2 separate regions of the Mus musculus genome follow, and region 2 is linked to region 1. The links are chromatin loops, found by intact Hi-C in ENCODE. Cell type or tissue: left cerebral cortex. All regions are shown on one strand. Links, peaks and the distances in the headings refer to the core of each region. The heading gives the core; the rest is flanking DNA. Region 1 overlaps Map3k21 (mitogen-activated protein kinase kinase kinase 21). Region 2 holds the start of Tarbp1 (TAR RNA binding protein 1).

Region 1 (8,938 bases), core at 2,281-7,280:
AACAACACTGCTGTGCAGGAGATGGCAGGACAGGTTTCCAGTCAGCTTTTCATGCTCCACTGAACTCCGAGTCAACATGTGCATCTGTGAGGGTGAGCAGGCATGGCGGGAAGACACAGATGACTTCTGGAAGTGACTTTGGGGAGCAGATGTGATTGGAAACAACTTAAAGCTATTCACGAGTCACCTGCGTAACTTCACAGAGAGAGCGGTGCATCATCGGGGCTGGGCGACTGACTCTTCAGGAGCTCAGTGCCCTTGTCTGGGTTTCTTGAGTACTGTGATCCCCTTCTGTCTGTCACCAGAACATAGTTATTTGAGAGGCAGATAGTAAATACTTAAATTCTGACACAGTAGGAAGCTAAATTATCCGTAGCCCTTACGTCTTATTTAACATTGTATCTCGACTTACCGATAATAGCAGGAATTTAAAGGGGATTAAATAGGTGCGATGACAGATCTGAGTCCCATACAGGCTTGTCAGCAGGTGACCTTCGGGGAAGATCTCGCTGCCTGCTCTACGCAGGTTTCAGGTGCTCAGAGCAAAACTTTAGGTTTTCACCAGACTTCCTGTGTTGTTTCCACTCTCCGACTTTGCTTCACCTCAGTGTTTATTAAATGGTCTAACAGGGGCGCAGTTGGCTCGACATTTGTCACATTGGGTAGACCATTTGGCCTCTTCTCTTCACGAGACGCTAAAAGTAAAAGACGTGCCCCCAAATACCCAGTGCACGGAAGGAAAATACTGAAACAGATGGTGTGCTCAGCTTTGCTTCTGCCCCAGCCTTCCTCAGAGTGTGTGTATGACGGAGATGGTGAAATCAGACCTGTCTATGTGTCACGTCCTCTCTAGCTCTGTGTTCCAGCCTCCCTTCTCTTCATTTTGCTCCACTGTGATGAATTTAGAAAGGAAGCCATGCTAAAACATAAGGAGCCAATCCGACTCACTGCTGCTGGGGTTTTCACTGACATCCCAGATTTTCGGTGCATGCTACACACCTAGCAGGACCTGGACTTTCATTTTCTGTGGACCTTGGTGACCCAATAGATCATTTAATCTGGTTCCTACTGACCCATACTCTGCTTTTTCCTCTCACAGCAGACTAACATCTGGGGTCCGGACACGCTATGATCAGAAGCCTGTGGCTGACAAAAATGTTTACATATGTTGTCTAGTTTTTTAATAAACCTTTTTTTAAAGCTTGTCTGTTGGCTTAGTGGCTTTGATGTCCTCCTAAATGGTCACAGTGGTTTGCTCTGTATTCAGCGAGGAGAGCATGCAGGGGTGAGGCTTGCTGTGCTGATGTGGAGACCTGAGTCCCACCTCCAGGACCCTTGCAAAACAGAAAGTCCTTGTGCTGTTCCCTCGTGGTCCCACAGAGAGGTGGGGATCTGGGACTCACTGGACAGCCTGTCTAGCGGAACCAGCAAGCCCCGGGACTAAGGGAGACCTGGTGCCAAAAACACGGCGGATGACCCCTGAGGATTAACACCTAAGGGTGGCCTCTGGTTCCACATGCATACACGTGTGTCCAAATGCATGTGTGCATGCACACACACACACACACACACACACACACACACACACTCATACACACACACCTATGATATACACACTCAAATATAAGAATAAATCAAAAAGTTTAAATCTAGTTACATGGGGTGCCTCCCGCATGTGTTCCCATCTAGTTCTCCACGGCCACTACCTTGAACCTCTTACTCATTTCCTGGCTGCTCAGTATTATGTCAGCTTGGCACAAGCTAGAGCCATCTAGAAGAGGAACCTCAATGTAAAGGAAAGAGAAAAATCTCTCTATTAGACCGGCCAGTAGGCAAGTCTGTGGGGACACTTTCCTGATGTGGGAGGACCTAGGCCATGAAAGGCAGTGCCACCCCTGAGCAAGCCCTGGAGAGCTAGTAGGTAGGACCCCTCGGTGGTCGCTGCTTCAGTTCCTGCCTCCAGGTTCCTGCTGAGTCCCTGCCCTGACTTCCATCCATGATAGACTGTGCTTGGGCAGTGTAACGGTCCAAGCAAACTCTTTCTCCTCCCAAGTTGCTTTTAGTCATGATGCCTTAGCATAGCACCAGACAGTAGCTAATCCACTTCCAAACAGGGGCTCACCCGCTTTTATTTTCACCTGGCCCTAAATGGCTTAGATAAAACCCCAGACTTAAGGCTGGAGAGATGGCTCAGCGGTTAAGAGCACTGACTGATCTTCCAGAGGTCCTGAGTTCAATTCCCAACAACCACATGGTGGCTCACAACCATCTGTAATGGGATCTGATGCCCTCTTCTGGTGTGTCTGAAGATAGCTACAGTGCACATATATAACAAACAAATTAAAAAAAAAAAAACAGATTTATACCCTCCTCTAGTCACCCCCACCCCATCAATCTTCTCAGTAAAAAACCCACAAGTGTGAGTCAGAGGCCTCCAGTACTGAAAACCTAGCCACCCAGAGACATCTGTATAGCTGAGGATTGTCCATAACTGGATGATTTCCACCTTGCTGATAAGCTGAGCCTTAGGGCGATTAGGTAAATTGCACTTGAATCCTGCCTTGCCTATCAACCTCCAAACCACAGGGGAGGAGAAGTCTGCTGGTTATTGGTTGGTTTTCAGTAAGTGTTACTGTTGATAAGTGCGTCCAGGGGCAGCTCAAAGAAAGCAGTGTGGACTCTGGCCCCTGGAGGCCTCTGCACGCCACCCTGAAAACCTGACACGGGGTTGGCATCCGCTGTGAAGAATTTCAGGCTTTTAGTTTAGAGTATGCATTCTTTTAGAGAGAGACATTTCCTAGAAACCGGCTCATGACAGAGCTGATGTTGCCAAGCCTGAGTTCTGCAGGGCAGGCTATGGACCCGGGGAGGAATGGAGGTTACACAGTGGCGCCTGCTCTAAATGTTTCCGACCCTGAGATTAGAGGGTGCAGCTATTCAGTCCTGTCTGTCACTGTGAGCAAGCACTGGCTGAAGCACCCAAGGGGGGGTGGTCCTGTTTGGGGTCAAGGAAGGTATGGAGGGCACTGTGGACCAACTAGCAGCAGAGGGAGCTTGGAGAAGCTGAGCATCATGACAGCAGAGGGAAGCAGAGTATAATGGTTATTCCTGGTTGTCACCTTGACTAAATCTGGAATGAATGACAACCTAGAATTGGAGGGCACACCTGTGATCTAGATCTTGAGGCTGGAAGACATAAGTTTCTGACCTGGATCTTGGCATGGAGATCTTGAGGCACAGCGGCTATGAAAAGCTTAGGCCCAGGCAAGGCAGTGCACGCCTTTAATCCCAGGAGACTAAAGCAAGGAGCTCTCCGAGTTCAAAGTCAGCCTGGGACAAAGCAAGTCCCAGATCCAGGCATGGTGGTACACACCTTTAATCTGGGCCACAGCTTCTGCTGGAGACCTACACGAGGACATTGAAGAAGGAAGACTCGCTCTTCCTTGCCTGCTTGCACTTACTTGCCAGCACATCCTTTGGAATCTCCTTCTACAGAAGACCAGCTGAAACAACTGGCTTCGTGGACTAGATCCTTAGACTTCCATTCACAGCTGACCATTGTTGGGGTAGTTGGACTATAGTCGGTAAGTCATCAAAACAAATTCCTTCAATATAGAGAGACATTCCCTAAGTTATGTGACTCTAGAAAACTCTAATACACAAAGAAAAGCTAAAGCCCTTGAAACCCACCCAACCCAGTGGCCTATATCTGCCTGTTGTGCCCATGTCCAGAAGGCTCCACTGCCTTCCGAGGGTTCAAACACAGGAGCCTGTGGAGGAACAGCTAGGCACTGACTAGTTTTGGGCTTAGCCACGGTGTAATTCAAACATATTGATTGTTAGTTCAAGTCTCCAAACCATCTGGGCTCTTGATGTACTGAGGCCTCTGATAAAGGCACCCTCCTGGTGTGGGTCCAGCTCGTTTATAGCCAGACACAGAGTGGGAGAGACTCAGGCTGGTGGAGGCACCCAGGTGTGCTTCACTGAGACCGAGCTCACCATCCGGGTCTGTCTCTGGAGTTTGCAGCTACATACGGGATACAAGCGTAATTCAAGCCCACGAACTTGGTAATGCTGGTTTCTCTTCACCCAGACTCAAAAGTTTCCAACTATGGAAACCCGCTTTTGTATTGGGCTTTATGCTTCCTGTCCACGAGGTGGCGCTAACTACACGTGACGGTAATGTTGGATTCTCCTCACCCAGACTCAAAGTCGCAAACGTTTTTGTATTGGGCTTTATGCTTCATGTCCACTAGGTGGCGCTAAATACACATGACTTCACAGATCAGGGCGCTCAAGGGCTTGGGTGGAGAATCAGTCACAATCACCCTTAGAAGCAAAAGGCTGAAGGACAGGGCTTGGGAAGATGTGGGATGGAGGGGAAGAGAATGAGTCATTCGCAGCACGTGTGCGGGGAGGGGAGCTCTCACGTGTAGCTCAGCTGTGTGTCTGCAATGAGCAGGATTTTAAAACTCCAAGCAAGGACGGTCTCCAGTGTTTGCGCTCAGTTTAGGCAGAGGTGAACCGTGTCTCAAGTAGAAGCTGCTACCCCCTCCTCAGACACTAGCAAAGGAAAGTACTTCCTTCCACATCAGGGTTCTCTAGTGGGACAGAAACAATGGGATGAGAATCTAGGGGAACCCAGAGGGAAAGGAGGAGGGGGAGGGGAGGAAGCAGAAGAGGGAGAGAAAGATTGCATGTGTGTGGAATGTACTGGTGTGTGGAGGTTCAAGGACAACCTCGGGGTTTGCTCTTCAGGAGACATCCCTCTTGGTTCTTTGAAATGGAGATTCTCTCTGGGCTGGAACTCACCAAGTAGGGCTAGCTGGGCTGGCCAGCAAACCCCAGAGATACACTTGTCTTTGCCTCTCTGGTGCTGGGATTGCAGGTGTGAATCACCAGCCCTGGGTTTTTGAAATGTACCCTCTGGGGGATGAACTCAGGTTCCCTGGGTTTTCGAGGCGAGCCCTTTACCAACTGAGCCATGCGCTCGGCCGAGATATACAGCTTTTAAAGCTACACTGTCTTAGACACTCTAGGTTGTGTGTCGTAACTACACACAGGATAAGAGGCTTATTGGACATGTCCCAAGTACTTGGTCAATAAGGAACCCCCAAGGCCTAGAATTTCCCATCACATTCCCTCTGTGGAGATCTGTGGGCCTGCAGCCCAGTCTTTAAACCTTCTCCTTCCCAATTCACCTCTTATACTTGGAATTGCCTTTACCTGCAGTTACACAAAACCTGCGGCTGAAGTCAGGTCAGGTAACGTAAGAGACTGGATCTGTGGGCCCTGTGTTACTAAGGAGAGAAGACGGTATAACCCCACGCTTGCTCACGCTCTTGTCCTGTAGGGGAGCCAGCTGCTGCTGGAAGATAAGGGAGATACAGTCACACCTGCTGGGAGGGAAGACCCAGCAACAGTGGGGACAAAGGACACAAGCAGAGAGAAACACGCTCTGCCTTGGCCTTCAGGAAGGGAGTTGCAGATCACCCGAGTCTCCCGTGCTTGGATGTGGTCTCCGGTTTGACTAGGAAGCACAGCACAAGTGACAGCCATGTTCTATGCATGTGTCCATGCGTGTTTCTATTCGCCCACACCCACTAGACTCTACATTTAAATGGGGGCATTTTACTGAATGTTCACCGCATGCCTCTCAGTGCCTGACAGCCAGGGCCACACCACCCTGAGTAGCTGAATGAGCTGGCTCTATTGGTCATTGCATTGCCACCAAGCAAAACCTCCGGTGGGTGCCAGGAACTGGTTACATCTTGTTGACTCATTGGCCAAAGGGGGTCCCATAGATGCTTCCCTAAACGTTACAAGCTATTACCAAGGCTATTGGGTGCTCTCTACAACCTGATGGTTAGACTCCAGTGCTGAAGAGAGCATTTCCTTACATCATTGGACATGGAAAGGCCAAGCTGGTGTCTTACTAGCAGCTTCACCCTACTTAGCATTCATACTGTGATGGTGTCTGCATGACACTGAGGAGAAACATAATAATCTTTGTTACCCGGCTTGCGACATAGAGTGGTGGAATAGTGAAACAAATTTTGTGTGAGCAACCAATCACGTTTTGATTGGATGTAAGGCCCATACCTGACACTGTTAAAGCGGCCAAGAACCCAAGACTATACGGGGCATGTGCATAAGAGAAAACATATTGCTATCATTCTGCCAAAGAAAGAGCGATAACATGACTCCTGATGACATACTCGCATGCTCACAGATCAGAGCCTCTCTCCACCCTCACCAGAGAAGCCTCTTCTTGCTGTAGGTGGGAATCAACACAGGGACCCACAACTGGGCAGTGTGTAGAGTGAGAGACTTTGAGGCGCTCAGTCCTAAATAGAATGTCTGCATCAGTCCCTTCCCCTACAGTTCAGAGGTTTATGTGGAAGAAGAGGCAGAAAGATAACAAAGGCCAGAGGTAGTTGGTGGCTCTGAGGAAACAGCCTTCCAGACACAGCAGGGTAGATGTACGTAAGAACTCACAGAGATTGTAGCAGCTTGTGTACAGGTTCAAGTCGGATGGCGTCCCAGCACTGAGAGGTAAGTGGACACGGGGTCCCGCCTCAGCCAAGATTCTATATGTAACTGATACCTGCTGGCACATCACCCACGCCTTCACTTTCACTTACAGACTGTGTCTCTTTGTTGTGATTTCTGACATCAGCAACCAAAATCATCTTAGATTCCACGGTATCCTTTCCCCCTCCTGCTCAGAGGCCAGGACTTCTCCATGGCGATATCCCACTGAAACCCAGCCCATTTTTTTTTTTTCAACATGAAAAGCATGGTAAGGGAATTCTATTGACCATTTCATCGAATCATGATTGACCGGGGACAGTTCCGGTGGGAGAGAGATACCTTACCATTAACATCCAAAGCTGCTTTGCATGGGCTTGCCCTGGTGGCTGGTTTGTGCTGGGGTCTGGAGTAGTTAATAACAGGTTCATGGAAAACAGATTCAGTAAAATCCCTTCTCTCCCCTTGTGCCCAGATGCAACTGCAAGCCAATGTTAACAGGCATGTTACACGGAGGCCACAATGGCTCCTGTGCCCCAAAGGGCAGAAGTGTGGGGGTGGGGGCTTCATCCAAGGAGAAGAAATTCCCAGGGTTCCAGGGAAGCAAGGTGTGATGGTTTGTATATGCTTGGGCCAGGGAGTGACACTGTTGGAAGGTGTGGCCTTGTTGGAGTAGGTGTGTCACTGTGGGCATGGGCTTTAAGACCCTCATCCTAGCTACCTGGAAGCCAGTCTTCTGCTAGCAGCCTTCAGATGAGGATGTAGAACTCTCAGCTCCTCCTGCACCATGTCTGCCTGGATGCTGCCAGGCTCCCACCTTGATGATAATGGACTGAACCTCTGAATCTATAAGCTAGCCCCAATTAAATGTTATCCTTATAAGAGTTGCCATGGACATGGTGTCTGTTCAAAGCAGTAAAACCCTAAGACACAAGACTTCTTTTTCTTTTCTTTTTTTCTTTTTTGGTTTTTCGAGACAGGGTTTCTCTGTATAGCCCTGGCTGTTCTGGAACTCACTCTGTAGACCAGGCTGGCCTTGAACTCAGAAATCTGCCTGCCTCTTCCTCCCAAATGCTGGGATTAGAGGCATGCGCCACCACTGCTTGGCCGACATAAGACTTCTTAAATTAAAACAAAAACATTATATGTAGAAATGGGGACATCAGAGGGAGAATCAACCCATTACCTCCATGGTCACTGAACAAAGAAGCTGGTGTCCTGGGCTTCAAGATAAGGGGTGTCCGTGTGCATGCCCACTGTCCTCATCTCAAGGGCACCAGAAGTCTCCCTCTAGGAGGTGCTGGGTGCTGTATCTGGCTTGTATTAGTTGGAGTTCTCTAGAGGAACAGAACAAAGAGAATGGATATATAATACAAAAGAGGTTTGTTAGATCAGCTTATGTGATATTGTCCACATACTGGAGAACCCTCAGTATCCTAGGCAGTCCTCAAAGCCTTGGGAATCCTAGAGCCTCTGGTCTCCAGTCCACATTGGAAGGCCAAAGAAGTTGGATTCTGATGTCAGGCAAGAGTGACAGCAACAGCAACAGCGTGGATTTGCTTAGTAACGTGATGCAGAGGCAGACAGGCAGTACTAATTCCCTCTCAGTCTTCTTTGTATCTGGGCAACCGCTGGAAGGTGTTGCCCACTCTAGGTGAGGGTCTTCTTTCCTCAGTTAATTCTCCCCGGAAATACCTTCACAGAGAGACCCAAAGGTTTGTCTCTTAGTTGATTCCAGATTCCAACAAGTTGACACTCAAGATTCATCCTTATACCACCATGGGCTCTCGGGAAGCCAAGACCAAGATGATCAACCCACTCTTAGCTCATTATCTGGAGCCAAAGCTGCTCATACCTGCAGGTCCCTTTGGGCCCCCGACTCTCTTGCATACCTCCATGAAGCGCCAAGAGGAAGTAGGAAGGAGATGGAACCAGATCTGCACATTACAATCAAAGAACACTATATACTTGGTAATATATATATATCCCATGGAATATCATACAGGTGGTAAAAATAAATAAAATAAAATAAAATAAAATAAATAAGAAAAAGTAAAGGAAAAGGCCAGAGTCTGTCTACATCTGACATGGAAGGACATGCCAACATCACCATATTCAGAACATTCCCTGTTGTTTGAGGTGCTCACAATAGCCATGTCTTGTCTAATTCTTCCAATTAGAATATTCATATAGTTTGGAATTTCCCAAGCAGATAAGGTTTAAAAACCCAACCAAGATGGCAATTGATGTAGATACAACTAGCTAAGGTGCAAAAAATTAAGAGTGCTCAGCCCTGAGTGGGCGTGTCTGTATCGCATACCTACCACCAAATGCTCTCAGATCCTTGTGGGAGAGGGGAGAGGGAAGACTGTGAGAGTCGGAGGTGTCGGGCGACTATGTGAAACAG
Region 2 (8,938 bases), core at 1,657-6,656, 530 kb after region 1:
GCTTTGTTTCCTTAAGATTACTGTTGTGGATGCCCAAACTCTACTTTCTTCCCCAAGACTCTACAGTAAAGGACTTCACAGAGGCTAATCCCAACAAAACTGAAACAACAAAAACAAAAATAATGTAGGAACAAACAAAGGAATAAAACTTAAAATTTGAAATTTTAAGCTGACTCTGGGGGAAAAAGAAAGTTTAGTTGACAGGGAAAGCCAAGAAATAATTTGATTTACCTTGAAACACCCCCCTAAAAGGAAAAAATAAACAACCTGAAATCCTAGGCAGCAAGTCTCTGCTTATGACTGGAGGTTATAAGCTGGGCTGAGCCATGGAGGGGTCTGCTCACACACATCAGAACAGGATGCTATGTAAAATGAAAGGGGTTATCCCAAAACAGTCTGAAAACTAAAATCTAAAACTAAAATCTGGTCATAGAAACAAGAAACGCAGAGAAAAGACTGGAAACCAAAGAAATTAACCAGTGAGTGAAGGAAACATCAAAATTCTAGAAAATCTATTGAAGAAGTTTCAATGCTGGCTGGGCTTTGTCGACTCGATACTAGCCAGAGTCACCCAGGAAGAGGAAGCCTCAACTGAGAACGGCCTCTATCTGACTGGCCTGTAGGCAAGCCTCTGGGGGAAATCTCTGACTCATGATTGATGATGGATGGTCCAGCTCTCTGTGGGTGGTGCCAAACCTGGGCAGGTGGTCCTAGATTGTCTAAGAAAGTAGGCTGAGCAAGCCAATAAGCAGCACCCCTCTATCATCTCTGCATCAGTTCCTGTCTCCAGGTTCCTGCTAACTTCTCTCAGTGATGGAGTGTGACCTGAGAGAAGTGTTCTGAAATAAATCCTTTCCTCAACAAGTTTCTTTTGGCCATAGTCTCTATTCCAGCAACAGAAAAAATAACTAAGACAAACAGACAAATGGTAAGTCCCAGAGGTTCCAAGTCAAGAAGAGAGAAGGAAAAAGGAAGCAAGGGAAGAAATAACCACCTGATTACTCAAGAAAACTTCCCCAAATCAAAGCTCATTGACTTCCAGACTGTGTAGGTGCACATGGATAAAAAGGAGGTTCCAGGATGCCAGGGCCCTAAACCCCTGGTACCCTATAGAGAAGTCACAGACTGCCCTTGAGCAGGATCCAGAATTATCTCAACTTCAAAACAACAAGAGTAGCATCTCCAGCTTCTAGATGGATGGATGGAAGCCTTTAAAATGTGGATGGAAATGTCTCCCCCATAGAAGTTGGACCTGAGCAAACTATCACTCAAGCCCTAAAGACAAAACCAAGCTGTTTACAGTCCCAGCTCTGCTTTGAATGCAGGAGGCCCCAAGAGAGCATTCCTGCAGAGACAGGAAAGATGGATCACCCACAAAACCACAAATGTGCAGAGACCATGAGGAAACACAATTCCAAACTTCAGAAAGAAAGCGTCTGAATCCTGAGTTCCAGATTCAGAGAGAGCAAGCGAGAGAGACCCTGGCCCAAAAATAAAATGGAGAATAATCAAGGACAACACCTGTTGACTTTAGGCCTGGGCGCAAGCACACACGATGACTTAAGGGTTATGTTTAGAAAGCACTAACTAACCCTGCTCCTAATATTCCTAAAGGGAATGTCAAGGGATTAATATTTGATTCCGTACCTCGAGTTTCAAACATTAACTTGGGTTACACAGCACCCTTCTTTCAGTTTGATACGGATGTCAACTTTTTTTCTATCAGGATGTAAAGGCGTGGAGCAGGCTTGGTTTTACACAGAGCATGCTACCGCGTGTGCGATATCTTAACCTTCACTGGGTCCACTTTTCCCAAAGTGCAGGAGGAGGCCGGTGTAGGGTACCACATGCAAGTGTCAAATCCGCTCAGGATGAGGTGGACGCCCCTTGAAGGCTGGTTTGAGGTAGCAGAGTGTGGCTGGGGCAAAGAGATAAGTAGGTGCCAGTCTGGAGAGATGGTTCAGGGGTTAAGAGCACTTGATGTTCTTCTAGAGGACTGGAGTTTGACTCCCAACACACACATCAGGTAGTTCACAATTGCCTTTAACTCCAGCTCAAGGGGATTTGATGCCCTCCCAAGCATACGCACGTGATGCACATAAACTTACACAGGCACGCGCGCGCGCGCGCACACACACACACACACACACACACACACACAATTTTGTTTTTTAGAGAGACAAGTGGGTACCTTTTGTGTCCTGGGGGCTGCAGGAGCAGTCCACCGCCAGCTCTGCAGACACCTGTACAGCCCTCTGCAGCAGGTAGCGCGCGCGCTTTCGCGTGAGCCCGTCCTGCGCGCGGCCCAGCCCCGCCTGGACGGTTCTCCAGAAGCGGCCGCAGAGACGGGCGTCGAGATCCCCGTGGCGCTCATGGTTGGTCAGCAGCTTCTCGGCCAGTGCGCTCAGCACCAGCAGTTCTGGCCCAGTGCTGCCCTCAGCTCCCGGTCCCGCGGAGCTCAGCGCGTCCCACGCCGCACGCAGAGCCGGTTCTGCGCTCTGTGCCAGCGCGGGCAGCAGGCGCGCTCCCACGGCCGGCGGCGCGTCCCCGGCCAGCGCCAGCTCCACAGACGCGCGCCCCAGGCGACGCAGCAGCGGGGCATCCTCCGGCGCGCGTAAACACGGCGCCACGGCGGCCAGCAGCTCCACGGCTGGCGCGCTCGGCAGCTCGCGCAGCGCTTCTTCGGCCAGAGTGACTGCCAGCTCCGGTCCTGCCAGGCGCGCGCACGAGCGCAGCGCCGCACTCGCCGCTCGGAGCACGCGGGGCCTCGCAGGCCCTCCGCCCTGGGACGCGTGCAGTAAGGGCACCAGGTGGTCCCTGGCCACCTCGTGTGCCGCCTTGGCCAGCGCGCCGGCGCCCGCGCCGCGCTCCTCCAGCCGCTGCAGCACCAGGCGCAGGGTCTCCGCCCGCTCCGCACTCGCCTCCCCGCCGCACAGCGCGCCCAGCAACTCGCCGGGCTCCCGACTCTGCGTTAGAAGCGCGTCCGCCAACACCCGCTCCATTTCGCGGGGAGTAGACCTGTGCGCGTGCGCCGGCCACCCTAAGCGCGAGTGCGCGTGCGCGGCGAGAGGTTCCCACCCACACATACCCTGCCCGGCATAGGACCGCATAAGGTTCCTTCAACTTTGTTGGGAGTGTGATGCCTCCTGCCACTCACAGTTTTTAGTAAAAAGAGTTGCTGCAGACATAGTATTACACCAGTTCCGAAGTTCCCGATTGGAAATAGGCCTAGGGCCTAAATTTTCTAGCTGGCCCTAAATTCACATAGATATCCTGCAATCCCCCCAGATGGCTGCTTTTTAAAAGGGTGCATGTTAAGAGTTACCACAAAGTCTCTAAAACAATGGATCACAAATGAAATCTGGATTTATGTTTTGAAAATAAGTTATGAGAGCTGAGAAGATTGGTCAGTAGGAAAAGGGCATGTTATGAAAGCATGAACATCTGAGTTAGGATCCCATGGAGAGGTAACTACCATCCTGCGTGGTGGAGACACATCTCCCCGCCGCCCCCCCCCTCCCCGACTCCCCCGAGTCGCTGATGAGCCAGTATGGCTGAGATCAGTTCCAGGTCCAGTGAGAGAGCCTGACTCTTTTTTTTTTTTCATTAGTAGTAAACTTTAATATTGTTCACTTTGCACAAGAAAAGTGGCTCACTAAGAGCTGGGGTTCTGAGGAGAGAATGTTTAGGCATAAATGGGGGAGCTGTGAGAGGCCTGGAGCCTTGGTGAGGGTGGGGCTCTGAGACTGAAACCCAGCCACCAACAAGGAAGAAACTAGCCCCACCAGTGTCACAATGGTGGACAGCTCTGTCCTCACCTTTGGCTGAACGCGGGACCCCTAGCCACCAGGCAGGGTCTGGGCTCCAGCCTGCATTGAGGCATCTTGGCAATCAAGAAGGGAACTGAAAACGGCTTCAGCGAGTGGACGATGGATGAGCCCGTTCAAGGCACAGTGTCCATTAGGAATGATAGGCCCGCGCTCCCCCTGCTCTCTGAGAGTCCAACCTGGGTAGGAGCTGGCAGGCCCCAGGTCCCCTCAGTTGGCAGAGTTGTATTGTAGGACTTGCTGAGAGGCAAAGAGCTTCTTGACAGCCAAGGCCTCTCCCGGCTGCCCCAGCACCAGACAGTTCTCTTTGTTGTCTGACCCAGCAGCCTGGGCTGAAGACTTCTTAAAGTAGCACAGGCGGCACACGGAGTGATACTTGTCGGCTCCGCCAATCACCTCCACCTCTTTCTCCAGACCCAGCCTCTTCGTGTAGGCAGCTTCTCGGAAGCACTCCATGCACACAGCGGTGAGCTTCACCACACTCTCCGCCAGGGGCACCAGGTTCAAGATGCTGCCGAAAGCCTTCCTCTGGAAGGTCCCATCCAGTGCTGCCACAATTACTGTCTTGCCCTCGTTGGCCATCATTTCACAGAAATCCACAATGTCAGGAAAAAACTGCCCCTCATCGATGCCAATGACGGCCACACTCAAGGACTCCTGGGTCACATCGCGGAGCATGCAGGCTGGCAATGCGTCAATGGTGTTCCGATCATGTGTGGAGAAGCTGTTGCTATAGCGCGTGTCTTTGGCATACTTGATGACCAGGCACTTGTACTGGGCGATCTGGAAGCGCCGGACTCTTCTCATCAGCTCCGTGCTTTTCCCTGAGAACATGGGCCCGAAAATCACCTGAATCTGCCCCCGGGTCTTGCTGGGGGAGCTGGGCAGCACGGTGGGTAGATTGATGTAGCTCATGGCAGCTGTGCAAACTTTAGCACCGAGAGTCCGTGGGTGGGGATATTTCGCCGCACTGCACGCAGCCTGGAACATTTGCCCGCCAACAACTCAAAAAGCGAGAGCCTGACTCTTAAGAACAAGGTGGAAATCAGGGTATGGGTGACACAAACCTTTAATCCCAGCCCTGGAGAAGCTGAGGCAGGAGGATCACTGGGAATTCAAGGCCAGCCTGGTCTACAGTGTGAGTTCCAAGACAGCCAGGACTACAAAGGATGCCTTGTCTCAAACAAACAAACAAACAAACAAACACAAGGCAGAGGGCGGGGCAGGGGTGGAGTACGCCTTTAATCCCAGCACTTGGGAGGCAGAGACAGGCAAATCTCTGACTTCAAGGACAGTCTGGTCTACAGAGTGAGTTCTGGGACAGCCAGGGCTACACAGAGAAACCCTGTCTGGAAAACAAAACAAAACAAAACAACAACAACAAAAAAAAAAAAACCACGCAAGATAGAGGGTGATAGAGGAAGACACCATACATCAACCCCAAGCACACGCGCGCGCATGCACACACACGGTGAGCAGCCCCAACCTCACAGGCCAATACAAGCCTATACTCCACTACTCCACACACTGATAAGTCATGAAGTCAGGTGTACATGATTGTCACTATAAGCAAATATCAGAAGTCTGAGGCAGGAGGGTCACCTGCCTGGGCTACAACTCAAGATCAGTCTGGGTTGGGGAAACAGGTGGGAGAGATGTTTCCTGGCATGCTTGAGGTTCTGAGTTCAAACTGGGAGGTAGGAGAGCAATGTAATAAATTAAGTATGACTTGGGGTGGGGGGCATCAGAGGCCACACACACTTAGCAGAACAGGCTGCAGCTGAAAGCAAGCTCTCCTCAGAACCCTGAACCCAGGGCCCTAGTTCAAGAATATAGGTTGATCGCCCCACACAGTGCTGCCTTCTAGTTCCCAGGAGCAAATTCAAAATCAGGCTTCCCTGTGGGTCTATATTTCTGATCGTATCCACTGCCAGATTCAGAAGTAGACAAAGAAGACTCTATCTTGGCATGCACTCTGCTGGTCTCACTCCTCATGGAATTCCAGGTTTAAGTGAATGAGTGATGTGAATTTTCTTTGTCTTTCTAAACGTGAATTCTGCCCTTATTCAATGAGGGAAACACAAGCCCCATCTTTAAATACTTTGACATAAAATTACATGGATATGGTTTTAAAGTTAAATGGTATTTCACATGAAAGATTTGGTCCTCTTCCCCTCCCTGTGTTCAGTCATTCTATTTCCCTTTGGCAAAACACATAAAAGATTCCATTTTAAACCTGCTTAGAATGTTAGTAAACATCTATTGCTTAGTTCATGAAAGGTGCTTATAAATATCATTTCTCTCAACATAAAAAGATATCGAGCATGAACAGCTAAATGTTTTGAGCAGACACTGAAAAAGAAATGAAGACAAAAAAATGATATGCACTTGCAAAGGTGTCTGACAGTCTTAGTCATGTGAGAAATGCACATTAAACCCAGGAGGACACACACTTTCCTGCTCTTAAGAAAGATTCAAAACAAGTGAAGGCTGGCAAGATGGCGCAGGTGGTGGAGGTGCCTGGTGCTAACCCAGACAACCTGAGTTGGATCTCAGATGAAGAAGAGAACCAATTCCTGAAAGTTGTTTTCCGACCTCTATGCTGGACCTCTATGCACCCACCCCTGTGTACATACACTCAGATAAATAAGTGCAATAAACTTATAAATAGTATTTTAAAACACCAAATGACAAGGGCCAAGAATGTAGAACTAGGAGACTTGCATACTGGAGGGCAGGGAAATGATTGCTTTGAAATACTGTTCCAGTAAAGATACCTTATAATGTAGCAAGCACACTCCCCATCCCCCACCCTCTCCACCTCTCCACCCCAGGTATTTGATCTAAATCATCTCTAGACTAGTAAATCTTTGTAGGAAGCTGCTTTTAACAAGATTAGTCTTTGTAGCTAAAACTTTGTAACAAGTTAAACATTTATCAGTAGGCGTGGGATACATAAATAGCCTGAGATAAGGCAATCAGAGGCGCTGAGAGCTGATTGCTTATCTCTGCCACAATGTTTTACATCCCCCAGTGATTGCTCATCTCTGCAACAATGTTTCACACCCCAGTGATTGTTCATCTCTGCAACAATGTTTTATATCTCGGGTGAATGCTTATCTTTGCAACAATGTTTTATGTCCCAGGGCTCCACTTGTTGACTTAGGGGTCAGCATAGGGAGCTTGTTGTGGTAGAGATGAGGAAGGCAGTCTAGGGAATGCAGATGGTCTAGAAGCAGGCCGCAGGGGAGCTTCTAGGGCAGTATTTTAACTGGATGTAGGTATTGATTACACAGCTTAATCCTTGTCAAAATGCCTTGAAAACTGTGCACTTTGTTCTTTGTAAAATTTACCTTTCTTTTGGCCCATGTTTTCAGAGTGGCATCCACAGATCTTTGATTTTTTTTTTTTCATTCTGTAAATATTTTCTGAGTATCTTTGTTAAACTGTAGTCTTGGAACTCAGTAGCTCAGTTGGTAGAGTGCTTGTCTAGAATGCATGAATTCCTGGGTTCCATCCCCAGCATCACATAAACAAGAGCAGTGTGGCCTGTGAACCCTGAATTTGGGAGGGGCGTGTTAGGTAGAGGCAGGAGAATCATGAGTTCCAGGTTGTCCTCGGCTCAATACTGAATTTGAGGCCAGACTGCTTCAAAAATTGACTGATAGATTGACCATTTACATGGTATAGATGTACCATTGACATGGTAATGATGAACAGTGTGTCTCCCAAGCACTTCTTCTCAGAGCACTTTAGAGTGTCCATCCAGCCGCCCACAAGACAACAACACTGTAGTACACTTGGGATGCCATTTTCTCCCCTCTGTCACATCCTACTCCCAGTGTTGTCTGTCCCAACTCACTCTTCCATCATTACTACAGCACACCTGTTTGGACATGAAGTTTCCCTGCAAAGCCTCATATGTTGAAGGCTTATTTCCAGGTGCCTAGGTCAAGAGGATTCTGGTCTAGTCAAAAGATGAAGCTATTGGTGGATTCACAGTCGGATGTCATTTTTGTGAGATGGTGAAAACTCCATCAGACTGGAGAAAGAGGATCACTGGAGATGTGTCTTGGAAGGCTTGTCCCTGTCCCTTCTTCTGGTGTCTCTCTCTCTCTCTCTCTCTCTCTCTCTCTCTCTCTCCCTCTCTCTCTCCCTCTCCCTCCCTCTCCCTCCCTCTCCCTCCCTCCCACAAAACAAATGAGCACTATTGCTCCATCATACCCTTCCACCATGATCCCTCACTACAGACCCAGAAACAAGAGTCAACTAAGCATAGAGCCAAACCTCTGAAACTAAATAAGCCCTTCTCTTCTCCCTCTCTCCCTCCCTCTTCCCCCTCCCCCTCCCCCTCCTAAATCCCTTAAAGGATTTACATGGACAACTCAGTTACATTGTAACTTTGTTACATCAAAGTAAAGGCCATTAAGATGCCATCACTCAAGTTGAAAGTCTGAGAGCTATACAGACTTCTCACTCTCCATCATGTCTTCAATCCATCAATGCAACCTTCCAAATGTCTATCCTCCATTGAAACCTTAGTTACCTTCAACCTCTCTGTGGCGGTTTCAATAGGTATGGGCCCCATATATTCATGTGTTTGAATGCTTGGCTTGGCCATAGGCAGTGGCACAATGAGGAGGTGTGGCCTCATTGGAGGAGGTGTGGCCTTGTTAGGGGAAGTGTGTCATGGGGGGGGGGGGGGCTTTGAGGTCTTAAATGCCTTTCCTTTGAAGTGACAAAATGTTTGAGTTATCAACATGAAGGAGGAGGAAGAGAAAGAGGGGGAGGGGAGGGGGAAAGAGGGGAAGGGCTTATTTAGTTTCAGAGGTTTAGCTCCAGGTTTAGCGTGAAACAAATCTGGTCTCCTCCTGGTTGCCTTTGGATCAAGATGTAGAACTCTCAGCTCCTTCAGCACCAAGTCTACCTGCAAGCTGTCATGTTTCCCACCATGATGATAATGGCATACTAAACCTTTGAAACTATAAGCCAGCTCCAATTAAATATTAGCCTTTATAAGAGTTGCCATGGTCATGGTATCTCTTCACAGCAATGGAAACCCTACCTAAGACGCTCTCCTTTCTTAGTGAGATATCAGTAATAGCTGTCTA

What was found. A loop is a pair of places that touch in the nucleus more often than their neighbours do. Peaks named below come from ENCODE experiments on the same cell type or tissue, not always from the same donor. Only the 100,000 strongest peaks of a DNase experiment are listed, where the experiment ranks them.
Region 2: a loop joins it to region 1, with 6 times the contacts of the local background. A loop is called at or near these places in 11 of 42 quality-filtered maps.

The regions. Positions count from the first base shown.
Region 1 is chr8:125,946,236-125,955,173 of GRCm38, forward strand. Map3k21 (mitogen-activated protein kinase kinase kinase 21) reads left to right here. Exons shown (of 10, transcript NM_145608.2): 10 at 1-1,204. Among named protein-coding and RNA genes, the nearest start is that of Gm31069, 6.2 kb to the right of the region's middle. In left cerebral cortex, for the core only: a CTCF peak has its summit at 4,207 (motif pointing right); a DNase peak (open chromatin) is centred at 4,238.
Region 2 is chr8:126,472,064-126,481,001 of GRCm38, forward strand. It overlaps Tarbp1 (TAR RNA binding protein 1), which reads right to left and starts at 3,002. Exons shown (of 30, transcript NM_001159907.1): 1 at 2,192-3,002. The coding sequence starts at 3,002. It also overlaps the pseudogene Gm6091. In left cerebral cortex, for the core only: a CTCF peak has its summit at 4,334; DNase peaks (open chromatin) are centred at 2,599, 2,757, 3,013 and 4,367; H3K4me3 peaks cover 1,764 bases; H3K27ac peaks cover 1,294 bases.